2 separate regions of the Homo sapiens genome follow, and region 1 is linked to region 2. A link is a contact called in ENCODE Hi-C or POLR2A ChIA-PET data. All regions are on one chromosome and are shown on one strand. Each heading gives the region's core, a stretch centred on a gene start or an enhancer-like site at or near the end of the contact. The rest is flanking DNA. Distances are from core to core; before and after follow the strand shown.

The links. Hi-C counts contacts between places; a loop is a spot of excess contacts on that map. ChIA-PET counts read pairs that join two places held with the same protein, here RNA polymerase II (POLR2A). Pooled maps may share reads with other maps.
Region 1: a loop to region 2 is called in a map of heart left ventricle, with 2.5 times the contacts of the local background. The contact joins the promoter of LINC01695 here to the enhancer-like site in region 2. A Hi-C loop is called at or near these places in 4 of 168 maps with a recorded cell type or tissue (Right ventricle myocardium inferior, heart left ventricle and left cardiac atrium) and 3 of 50 pooled maps. POLR2A ChIA-PET finds 5 or more read pairs at or near these places in 1 of 52 experiments (PC-9).

The regions. Positions count from the first base shown.
Region 1 is chr21:28,226,019-28,232,249 of GRCh38, reverse strand. LINC01695 (long intergenic non-protein coding RNA 1695) reads left to right here and starts at 3,583. Exons shown (of 6, transcript NR_126012.1): 1 at 3,583-3,888.
Region 2 is chr21:28,107,902-28,114,560 of GRCh38, reverse strand. The region is part of intron 2 of LINC01697 (long intergenic non-protein coding RNA 1697); the gene reads right to left. Among named protein-coding and RNA genes, the nearest start is that of LINC01697, 63 kb to the right of the region's middle. Within about 2 kb of position 3,185, at least 12 of the 41 ENCODE cell types and tissues checked have a DNase peak (open chromatin) inside an H3K27ac peak, as active enhancers do.

The DNA of each region.
Region 1 (6,231 bases), core at 2,334-4,833, 120 kb before region 2:
TATAACTTCCAGTGTTTTTCAAAAGTATGGTTCAAGGATCAATCATGTACAAAAAACCTAGGGAAGTGGAGTCCCTATTGTAAATGTAGATTCATTATTAACCCCACAGGTTTACTGAATCAACATATTTTGGGGATGGTGTCCTGAGACCTGCATTTAGAAATTACGTAAGAATCCACTCAAACTAATTTAGTGGATTCTCATCAGCTCTCTAAAGCTTATTTAGTGGATTCTTATGCAAATTCAGGTTAGCAAACTACTTCAGAATATGTGTGCAGCTCTTTTCTATTAAATAGACCTGGACTATCTCATAGTTGTTATGTCTGTAAGTCTTACTTAACTGGTAAAACAATAACCATGATAGAGTATCTTGGTTTCTGATAAGTTAATCAGAAATACAATCTCATAAATCATTGGTGGATAAGCTGATAATATATAGACTGATTAAATAATGTTTGCAAGGACAGAGAGATGAAAATTTGAACATTATCAACTTGAAAAGCATCCTCAGATGGTACTATGGACTAAATGTTTATGTTCCCCCTAAATTCATATGCTGAAACCCTAATCCATAATGTGATAATATTTTGAAGTGAGTCTTTTGGGAGTGATTAAGTTATGAGGGTACAGCCCTCATAAATGGCATTAGTGCCTTCATAAGAAGAGAGAGGAGAAAGATATTCTGTTTGTCTACTACATGAGGATATAGCCAGAAGCTGGCTGTCTGCAAACCAAGAAGACAGTACTCACCAGAAACCAAATGCGGCAGCACCTGGATCTTCAGAAGTGTGAGAATAAGTCTATAATTTAAGCCACTCAGTCTATGGTATTTTGGTATAGCAGTCCAAACTGGCTAAGACAGATGAAATGCATGTGGCCTCATCTAACTTATTTGTGTGCATGTGTGTTATTTTATTTAAATAAATTACATGTAGTATTTTCATATTGCCCAAAGCTAGAAGGGATAGCTAATTTGTAAGAATATTTAAAAGGATATCCATAGGCTGAAATAAAATTGACTATATGAAAATTAAACTTCAAATGTGAAATCCTATACTATTTTGAAGACATTAGCTATATAAATCCAGGATGTGTAAAGAGGTGGACTAAGGACAGTTTATTTGCAAAAGACAGGTAGATGGCTTTTGATCGATTTCAAACTCCATATAAATTAATAATATGAAGTAGTTACCAGGCATAGAGAAATTGTTTTAACTTTAATTATAAGTTTGTGCAGCAGTAGGGATAAAAATTATCATAATGCCATCAACATTACATAATTCTAATTGTTGCATATTCTCTTCCAAACCCTGGCAACACAAGTAAATAAGTCAAATAGTTTAATCATAATGTATACATCATTGTTTAAATGTAGCTATGTCTATTTAATATCATATAATTAATGTGATTTTAAGCTTCATTTTTTCTAATGTAATGCCCTAGGTAAGGAAAATCATAACAGACTCTTGGGCCATGAATCACCCTAGCATAAAGAAACTTCTGGAGATGAGCTATGAAATGGCATGGAGTTTGGAAAGAAAGGAAATAGACAACATCCTGCCAGGGCAAAAAAGATTAGGGAATCGTGAAAGCTGTTTCTATTAATATCTACTTGAATGATCATTTTGTGAAAGAGAAATTACCAAGTCTTTCAAATTTTTTCTTTTCCCTGTTTCTAGAAAGCATAATAAGGATCAATTGGTTTCAATTCAACAAATTCTCATTGGTCCTCTATTAAATTCCAAGCATTGGGCTTGGTGTTTAGGGCTACATACAGGAGAACACAGATCTGTCTGACTTCATAAATATTACAGACTGGTAGAAAAACAAACTTAAACTCTTTGTCAACTCCTTTTAAAACTTCTAAGGTGAATTTCCAAATATTTCCGTTTTATAATAGTATCTTAATGTATGATTAATGTCTGTTATTTTATATATTTGTCATACATATTTCTGTTTATATAATAAAATACATGTTAGTAAAAATGAGTCTTCAGAAATGTTCACATACATTTATGGAAAAGATATGTTTTAGAGGCAAAGGGAATTTAGCGCACAATTACTACAATTGGCATTAATATTAGGATGTGATAATAGTTCCAAAGGGGTTAGTAAAATTAAAACGTTAGGCACTGATTGATACGTAGGAAAATTGAATTGGGCAATCTAGCCACTAATGACAAAACATGTTTGCAATAAGGATGATTCAGCAAAGAATTTACTCCTGCTTAGTAACAGTTGCAATTTTATCTTTTGAGATATAAATGTGCATATTTGCTTTATAACTGTTGTATGACTCAGAGTTTAGAGTTATCTTTTATCCTTAGCTTTATAAGCAGTGTATCCAATAGCAACATATGTAAGACTTGCGTTTTACATTGTATACATTTTACTTTGCATTACATTTCAGTATGATATCATTACAACAAAACAGAGGTTCAAAAATACAGCATGATCCTATATTAAATACAGACTTCTGGCAGTTTTAAAAATATTAAAGATGTGTAGTTTATTGTTTTAAGAAGTCCTCAAAATGTATTACCTAGTAAATCCTCTTAACTATGTTCTGTCACATCTTCTATTTAAGAAAATTGTTTTTTCAGTTTGTAATCACTCTATACAATATGTTCATTTTATGAAGCTTTGATTAGAAATGTAAGAATTTTATATATTATAATTTAATTGCATTATTCTCATAAAACATTACAAGATTGACATTGCATTACCTCACAATTTGTTTTATAAAATTTTAACCTTTGATCTTTAAATTGATATGCTGAGGGGATTAAATAACATTAACAAACTTGTCATGGATATGAAATTCACTTAGATAAGACAATAAAATATTGTTTTTTTAAATCAACAAAGTAAAATTCTTAGAAAAATAAGCTTTGCTCTTTAAATATATTTCTGAATTGTATTCCTGTCTGATAACTTTATTTACTAGAGTTGTGGATCTGTAAATGCATGATAAAATGCCAGCTAGTTAGCTTAAATTGCCACTATAAAAATGAAGAAGGGATACATGAAGCTACTTTTAAAAAGTCTTTATAAGCATGTTAAAGTATACAGCATTTGCTGGATAACATTCTTCTCATGGTTCTTAAATTCACTACCAACAAAAAAAGTAACAGCCAAAAGTAATTAACCAAAGAAACACAATTTAAAATTATGTAGAGAGTATGAAAAATCACCAGTATTTTACCTTCATTGATACTTACTCTATACTTTGCACTGTATACAAGCATTACCTCATTTAATCCTCACAAGAGCCATTTGAGGTAGCAACCATTATTACCTTCATGTAACTGAGGAATCTTAGGTTAAGTATTTAGCTGAATGTCAAGCAGTTAGAAAGTGTTATTAACAGATAGGTCCTTTAGCCCCTAGAGAATAAATTCTCTATGTCACTTTCACATGCTTCATAGCCCTCGGGCTACTGGGCACTAAGAGGCAGCATTCAAGGCATTCACCATTCAATAAGCCTTTAATGAAGTCTTCTTTGCATTTATACCAAACTAGGAGATATCCCTGTTTCTAGTTCTCCTCCCTCCCTCTGTCACCTCATCTAATATAGATCATCAAGATAGGTTGAAAGGGGAGTTCGTAGTCATCTCTTCTAATCAGGAGATCCCTGAAAGCCGAACATTTAAATGTTCTCTTCTTGAAATAAAAATACCATAGTTTTAGTTAGGAATGTGCTATGTTGAAAATAACAGAAAAACTGACCTCTGTGGCTTAAACAAGTAAGGATTTATTTTCCTTCCGTAGCTGGAGGAAGGGAGGTGCAGCTTTGGCTCAGCTCTTAACAGTGCAACATCTAGTGCCTCTATAGTTCTCTTGGACACAGATGGCTGCTTTCGAAGAAGAAAGAAGTGGAAAGTGATGGTGAGTTCTATGATGTCATCTTTCATTAGAAACAAATAGCTTTCCTAGAGCAACTTCACATTTCCTTTGAGGTTTCATTGATTAGAACTGGGTACTCTCGCCATGTGTAAGCTGCTAGAAAGGATGGAAAACTAGGGGTGGAGTGCAGCTTTAGGCTTATACCAGTGTTTCTCCATGGAAGCACTTTTGATGTTTTGAATGAATAATTCTTCAGTATGTTAGATTGTCTCATGTCATGTTCACCAAGCTAGTTCCTCTTCCCAATAATTTTGAAACCAAAAATACATCCACAGTATTCAAACCACTCCCTAGGGGTATAGAATTGTCTCATTTGTGACTCACTAGATTACATAAATTGTCTACTATCACTTAGGTCTGGGCACTTTGCTAGCACAAATAAAATAAAGATTTGTAACAAAAGAAAAAGAAAAAAATATATACATAGGGGAGGCAACATTCCCTGCCTCATCTACCAGATTGTGTAGATTTCTTATTCAAGTAATAAAATGTAAAATTTTAGTGTTTTAAAGCATTTCATACCATTTAAATGTTTAACATTATACATAATAGATTCCCCTCTTTTCCTCTCCCCTTCCTTCTTCCTTCCTTCCTTCCTTCCCTCCCTCCCTTTTTTTCTCTTTCCTTTTCTCTTTCTCTTTTATTCTTTTCTTTCTCTTCCTCTTCTCCCCTCCGTCTTGATTTTTTTCTTTCTCCTAACAAAGCAGGCTTATTACTATTCACACTTGGGGAAAAACAGTCCAAAACGGTTTACTTCTGACCTTTTATTTCTGTTTTTGGAAGCAAATAGAAATTATAAATTATTCTTGCTGTTAGTAGAACTTTCCTGTGTTTTTCATGATGATCTATTATCATGAAATGAGCACTTAGTGTTAAACTCTGCAATCTATCCTCAAATATGTTTCAGAATTCTTTCTTTTTCCTTCCTCCCTCTCTTTCCCTCTCTGAACATTGGGTCCTAAAAATACTGGGTGAAGCAGGACATAGACATCCACAAGGGAGTTGGGGAGAGGTGTAGTGGCTCAAGGTGAGGTTTCAGAGTGAGAGGACAGCCCGTAACGGGTGGGTTGCCCTGGACCAGGTGGCGGAGCTGAGGAAGGGCCTGGCGAATTTCAGGCTGGCTGGACGTCACAGCCCAACTCAGTGCAGGGTGTCACAGCACACAGTAGAATGAGAAATTGTGTCTCACAGAGGGTCAGCTTAGCTGGGGGAGCCAGAGTGCTAAGGTGAAGGGAAGGGACATGTATATGAAGCGAGCAGCAAGTGAATACAAAGTCGGACCTATGCTAAGAGAAGCCTGAACTGTGGTGTCAGAACACGAGACCCCCAGTTAAATTTAAACTTCAGATAAACAATGAAACTATACTGATGCTTTTAAAGAAATAATAGTTATACATATAAGCAGTATAACTTTTCTTGGGACACACTGATACTACAAAATAATTCGTTGTTGCTCTGAAATTCAAATTTAACTGAGCATCCTGTATGTTACCTGGCAAGTGTTCTACAAGGGGATAAGGGACTTCATGTGGCAGGCAGCCCAGGCTTCCAGGGTTGGGTAAGCAGTAAACCTGGATGGATCAGGGGTCATGGCAGAGGCAGGAGTTTGGTTATATACAGGGCATCTTATCAAATAGGTAAATATGTAAGCACAATGAGATCTGGGTTTCTCATTGTTGGAGAAGGAGTTTGCATTTATGGAAAGAAATAAAGAAAACCAGAATAGGCCCTGTGAGGTTAGATTGGAATTAGTTATTGGTATGAACTCACGGTTTTCAGGATTTATAGCTAGATCTAGAAATACATATAGATGTAAAACTCTGTGTCTGTATATGTGTGTGTGTCTGTATGTGCATGTGTGTATGTGTTTGTGTGTGTATACATATATTCACGAGGCTTCCTTCCACTTGGAAGGACTGGAGTAGCAATACTTCAAAAGCAATAAGCACACACTGTACACCCAGATCTTGGCTTCTCCAGGGGCTCTTGAGAAATGACTGATTCCAGTGTTGGAGCAGGGCAAATATTAGATGAACCTGGTATATCTTGTTGAGCCAGGAATGTTGGAAACATGGCAAAAGAAAAAGAAAGCACCTTGAAAGAACTGCTACTGGCCCAAAAAAGGTTCATTTGAAGATTAAAATAAAAATTTTGTTAAATAATTATAACCCACCTAATAAAAATTGGAAACTATGAACCAGTATAGGTATAAATAAATGATATGGTTTGACTCTGTGTCCCCACCCAAATTTCATCTTGTAGCGCCCGTAATTTCCACGTGTTGTGGGAAGGACCCAGTTGGGAGATGATTGAATCATGGGTCTC
Region 2 (6,659 bases), core at 1,936-4,435:
ATCTGGAAGGCTGGCTCCTTTGGTGCCATCTTCGGAGACAAACTATCAGACTACCTGCTGGTGTACATTAAGTTAGTAATATTTTATGTGCTTTTGTTAGCTAATTATAGAATGTGGATTTCAGATAACATCTTTGAAGTGTGATCTAAAAGCTCTAGGTTGTAGATTGCAATTAACTTTTCTACCTATACACATGCCGCTGCTTACTTTGAACTATTTTAAAGTAAATTGCAGAAGATGTAACATCATAGATTTACAATTTTATTAATTTTGTTTTATATATTAGCATTAAATAGTAAAATGATAATGCTGAAACACTAGAAGAAAGATTTTTAAAGAATATTAAATTAATTGCATTTATATAAACATGTAAATTTGAAAGTTATATACTAAGCCCCAAATAAAAAATAGAAGAAAAACTGAAGAATGAATTAAAAATATTGAAGTTACATTAATAGAAAAAAATAAAGAAAAATATGCCTAATTTAAAAATAATGTTATTTATGTAAAAAGCAAAACAAACTGACAAAAATACAAGCAAACACTTCTAACCCAAAACTCTGGACCTAGCCTTGAACTATAGAGTGGTTTCTATTGGTGTTTGCCTTTAGAAAATCTGTGCAAAGTAGACATAGTGAGTCATCAAAGATTCTTATCCTCAGGGCATAATTGATTTCTATTGAAATAAATATAAGAAAAATTGTATAGATAAACAAGATAACATAATTGATGAATATCATTTGCAGGAGTAAAATATGCTACAATATGTTGTCACTAAAGTCATGTCTATATTATTTAGAGGCAATTATCCATTTGTGATTGAGATCTTCCATAAATATGTCAATCCATAATCAGCCCTTCCTTCTTCCTGCTACGGTAACTGCTATTTGTGAGCACTCACTTTGGATTATTAGCCATCTTTTAATGCTACTTCTTTATTATTTTTCTATGGAAAATTTTCATGAGAATTCTAAATTCCCTTATGACTAGAAACTAAGCCTTCTATCTTTCGTGTCTCCCATATTTCAAACTGTGAAAATATTAAGGCTATAAATATTTGTTAAGTTAAGCAGAATTAAATATTTTTGCTACCCTAAATTTGGTAGTATATTTTTCATTAGCTTTCAATTACAAGTCAGCAATAAAAAAAGATCTGTAAGATAATTTGAACATATGTTACACCGTGTTCTTCAGAGTCATTTAATAGTGTGTACACGCACAAGCACATGTGTGCACACACAAACACACACACCCCATATTCGGAGTCTTTATATTGAAGAACAGTGAAATACTCTATGCATTACTTAACCAAATGATATATTGTGCTCATTTTAAAATACGCTCTACAAAATGGACTGTGTTTTGGCATTCAATCGCAGTTCCAACAACTGTGTAAATTTAGAGGTTGAGCTGGAGGAGCACATAAGTCATCTAGGCATAGTAGTTAGCTTTGGAAGAGCAAAGATGCATATCTAAGCATTACTGTATCCTTAGCAGTTACCAGGGACATTACTGAAAGAGTACTCTAGCTGACTTTAGGAGCCAACGATCAATTGCATTCAAGGGACTCTTTGGATGTAAACATTATTAAATTATTTTATCCACAGTATTCATACCATTTTTGACTATCATTCTAAATTAACAGAGATATTCATTTAATGGGAAAATCTACCTGGAAAAAAATTCTTAATTCTTGTGACTTATGTAAAAGTTTTCTATAATAGGACTTCAAATAACTTTTTATCTCCGAATGAAAAAGGAAACAAAAACCCAGACATTCCTATTAACAATAAATCTTGCTTGTAAAAAATTTAAGCATGTGAGGCCAAAATAGAAGACTCCAAGTGAAGCAGAAAACGCGAGGCAAATGTAGAGTAACATTTTAACTTACATTGTTTTAAACAAGAAGTAACATTTTATGACAGACCGAAGTCAAACCTACATTAAAGAAGTGACATGAGAGTTTCATGACTCCAGTAGCAACTGAAGAACTGAGGTCAAAAAAGAAACCTCTTGGAAACAGTTGCGTGTTTTTTGGTTTTTTTTTTTTTTTTTTTTTTGAGACGGAGTCTCGGTCTGTCGCCCAGGCTGGAGTGCAGTGGCGAGATGCAAGCTCTGCCTCCCGGGTTCATGCCATTCTCCTGCCTCAGCCTCCCGAGTAGCTGGAACTACAGGCACCCGCCACCACGCCCAGCTAATTTTTTTTTATTTTTAGTAGAGACGGGGTTTCACCATGTTAGCCAGGAAGGTCTCAATCTCCTGACCTCGTATTCCGCCCTCCTCGGCCTCCCAAAGTGTTGAGATTACAGGCGTGAGCCACCACTCCCGGCCGCAAACCGTTGAGTTTTAAAGTTCAGCATGAAATAGTTGCAATACCTTGCCCTGGGCCACATGAAGAGAAACACCCAGTAAAAGCAAAACTTGTTTCACATGAAGCCAGAACATTAGCATTATTGAATATGGCATTACTCTTGCTATAGAAAATTATCATTTGCTATTGTTCTGTTAGCTTCTATAGAGTACCTTCCGTTTGCTATTCACCAGTAGCTTGAGCTTAAATTCATTTTTTTGCCCTAGAAGTAAAAATCCGCATTGTTTACTAGCAGATCTCTTTGGTTGCTGAGGGCAGTTAAAAGTCCTTGATTGTGTATGTGTGTGTGTGTATGTGTGTGTATTTATGGTTTATGTTTTAACCAGACTGTCAAAATATTGCTGTTGGGGTGAGAATCCAGATTTTGAAGAAATCTTATAGTTTTGTATTTATGTTTACTTATGTTTTAGATAAATGTGGAGAGAAAAGAATGGTCAAAATATTGGCCTCTCTGGTACTTTTTCCTCAGCGTATCGTTCTGCAACTCTCAGGACATTTTAACCTTTCGATTTGATCTTATTTTGTTTTGAATGGATAGTGTGGTACCGGTAAGCCATAAATTGCATTATTGCACACTAAATACTTTTAAAAAGCATGGTAGAAACTAACAATTGCAGGAACTATTATTTATCCTAATTGATCCCAGCTGAGCTTGGAAGGGAGTCTGGCCTGAGAGCCTTCAAAGGCTTGCCAAAAGGCTGTCAGGTTTGATAACTCACACCACGCTGAACTTGGCTCAGAGAGGTCAGTTACAGAGTGAACACTAAGCTGCCCCCGATATCCAAGCCTGCTTTAAAAATGCAGAAACACTGCCAGCTGACTCGAAAGCCGCTAGATTTTCAACTTTGTTTTAAGAAGCTCATGTTTTCTTGGAACTGGGGATGGGCTGGTAAGCAAAGAGAAGACGGTCCCACGTGGAGCTACAGAGCAGCTGTAGCTGTCCTGTGTGCTGGGAGGCATCTGTTTTTGTGAAAACATGGTTTACGCATTGGCCTGAAGATTTAGGATGCACTAGGGATATAACAAAATCTTAAATTATGCTTATTTGATTGAATAACTAAATGCATCCAGGAATTTGTATTTCATTGTTTTATATAATGATTTTCACATACAATTCATTTACAGATTATACGAAGAATTTTGTTGTTTTACATTATCAAAACTTCAGCTGAATAATCTCATGCATTAGAGTAATTTGTAACATTAAGTTGTAAGCACAGTTAAGAAAACAAAACAATATTTTTCTTTTCATTGTTACAGCCTCCTTGCCTAACAAAATCCCTGGGCTCACAATGGGATATCAAGAAATATTTGTTGGATGAATGAATAAATGAAAAAATAATCGCATGAATGAAGAAACTGGCCAATCTATTTTAAGGCTTTTCTTTTTCTTAGTTCAATAAACTTCCTTACTCTCGTCACTTTTTAAGACATTTTGGTAGGAAGATACTATTTAAACCATATACTTACAGCATTCTCTTCAAATTCTAATAGCAGCTTTCTGAAACTTTCATATTATTCATAGACAATATTTTTAAAGGAGCCTAGAAATTGGCAAGACAATTTTATAATGAAAGTTCTTTTTCTTCTCCATTTTCTAATTTATAAATATAGGTAGTAGCTTCTTTATATGTTTAACTTCATATCAGAAATATGGTCTAAATAGCATAATGGACTAAAGATGGCCACAAATTATTTGCCACTTTTCATTGAAATAAGGGGTTTCTATTCCCCTTGAATGTGGACAGGCCTGAAGACTGACTTTGACCAATATAATGGTCAGAAGTGACGTTGTGTACCTCTCAAGGTTGGGCCTAAAGATGCTTGCAGCTTCTTGTGTCACCTATGTTGGTACACTCCCTTTTGGAAGCCAGATGTCATGTAAGAGATCCAGGTGACCACCATTTTGTGAGGAAGCCCAATTTTCCCAGATGGTGAGGAAGAGAACACATGAAGGAGTACATGGGCTCCAGACATGTGAGTGAACTTTTTCTACCTTCCAGTGAAGTGAAGAGAGAGAGTGAATGGTGCTAACACTACAGGGCACAGCTGTCCAGCTGATTCCTTCTTATGTTCCTGACACATTGGAACATTAGGAAATAGAGATGTCTTAAGCCAGTAAGTTTTGAGGCACTTTGTATTCATAGCAGCATATATAGAAACATGCATTTTCTTTATTAAATATAACTTTGAAACATGCCAAATACGGTTATAACATATTCGGAAGAAAATAGTAAGTAATTCCACATTACAGTAAAACTTCTTTTTTCAATGTGAGTGTGATCCCCCTGGGGATAAATAATTCATTCCGATATGAATTTATAATATTAAATTTTCACACCTACTTAAAAATCAAACTGATTGAAGCTTTATTATATCATGACAACACTTAATACTAAAAAATCTAACTTTAGAAATACGGTTTTTAAATTTAGGTTTTTACTATAGTTTATTTCATAAATGTATAAAAAGCATGAATATAGTCACATCAGATTTTAATTTATTACATTCTTTTTACCATAAACAGATATCACATGTCAAGGTCCTATGTAGCTTTCTGTGGGATTTTACTTAGTAGACCCATTAAGCAAAATAGTTTCCTTTATTTGTTATGAAATGCATTAAATGATGAATTTCTTCATTTATTATCTCAATAATACTTAAGACTTCAAGCTGGGTTTAGGTCTGAGCTTTTTATCAACATAAACAATTTCCTTGAAATAGCCATGCTGACATACATTGATCATCTTAGGATCATCACTTATCTAGTTTAAGAAAAGATAATCCTTTGTATCAGTTCACTCATATTTAGCAATTTTGCAAACTATTAGAATTACATAAGATGCTCAAGAAGAAATGATGGATTTCAAATATTGATTATTTAACTCTCCTTCAAATACACTATTGGATCAAATATGTGGACATATTTCTTAAATACTTGTAAAACAAATGAAGTGTGACATATCCCCCTTACCACCTCTCCCCACTGCCACACAACAATTGAAAAACACTTTTTTTTTTTCTGTGACTTGGTATGAAATGATTCAATAGACTTATCAGCTGCTCATATGGATAGACTGGGCTGAAGCTGTAAGAAATGTTATACTTCTTCATGCTCTCTTCCTTTCTGTATTAGTTCGGCTATGAGTTTAAGCACGAGACAATCCCAAATGTGAGTAGAATTAACATGATAGAAGTTCATTTTTTCTCTTTTGTAAAATGTCAAGCAGTCAACACAGCCCCACTCTGCAAAGTCAAAAGTTTTCTCTACTTGTCTATATGGTAACTCTGCTGCTTCCCAAGATGCTATACTGCCCCTTCAGTGTTCAATATGAACAAGTGAGAAGAGGAAGAGAAAAAAAGGATGGCACACCTTATCAAAGGGCATCTCCCGGAATGCAGATGCATACCCATTACCCACATCCTAATGCAAGTGTTAGTTGCTTGGCTATGCCCAGGTGCAAATTTGGAAAGTATTTTTTATTTCCTGTATCTGTATGTAGAGCTAAAAATTTTTATTACGATGGAGGAAGGGGGTACAGAAATTTACAGACAGCTGTCTCATGTTTTTTTGATCACTTATTCAATTCTTTATGACCATTTAGTAGAAAACTAGCATTTTCTGCCTTTGTGGTTGTTTTAGTCAGTTTGGACTGTTATAACAAAATGCCATAGACTGGATGACCTATAAATAATAGAAATTTATTTGTCACAGCTCTGGAGGCTGGAAGTTCTAGATTAGAATGCCAGCATGGTTGAGTTTTGGTGAAGGCCTTCTTCTGGGTTGCAGATAGCCAGCTTGTTGCTATCTCCTGACAGAGTAGAAGGGAAGAACTCTGGTATCTTCAGCCCCATATAAAGGCACTAATTCCATTCATGACAGTTGCTACCTTTATAACCAAATCACTTCCCTAAACCCCATCAAATTTAGGAATTAGGTTTCAACATATACATTTGGGGGAGGACACAAACATTCTGACCATGGCAATATAAGACACTAATTGTAGATAATGTTCCAAGCTCTGTCTTCCTGCCTCCATTCTTATATAATTTAATATAAATAGATTTTTAAAACACTTAACTTATCCTTAAATCTGTCTGTGAGATGATATTACAGAGAAACAGGTTAGTATGTGTTTTGAAAGATTATTTAGAACCACATAATGTTAAATAGAGAAGCTATTGGTGAAAGTACAGACACTGTATTATACAAGCGGCAGAAAGTTTCTCATTACAAATGATCTTTACCTTTTGTCAATTATACCTTGTAGTAAATGTGTAAAGTAGG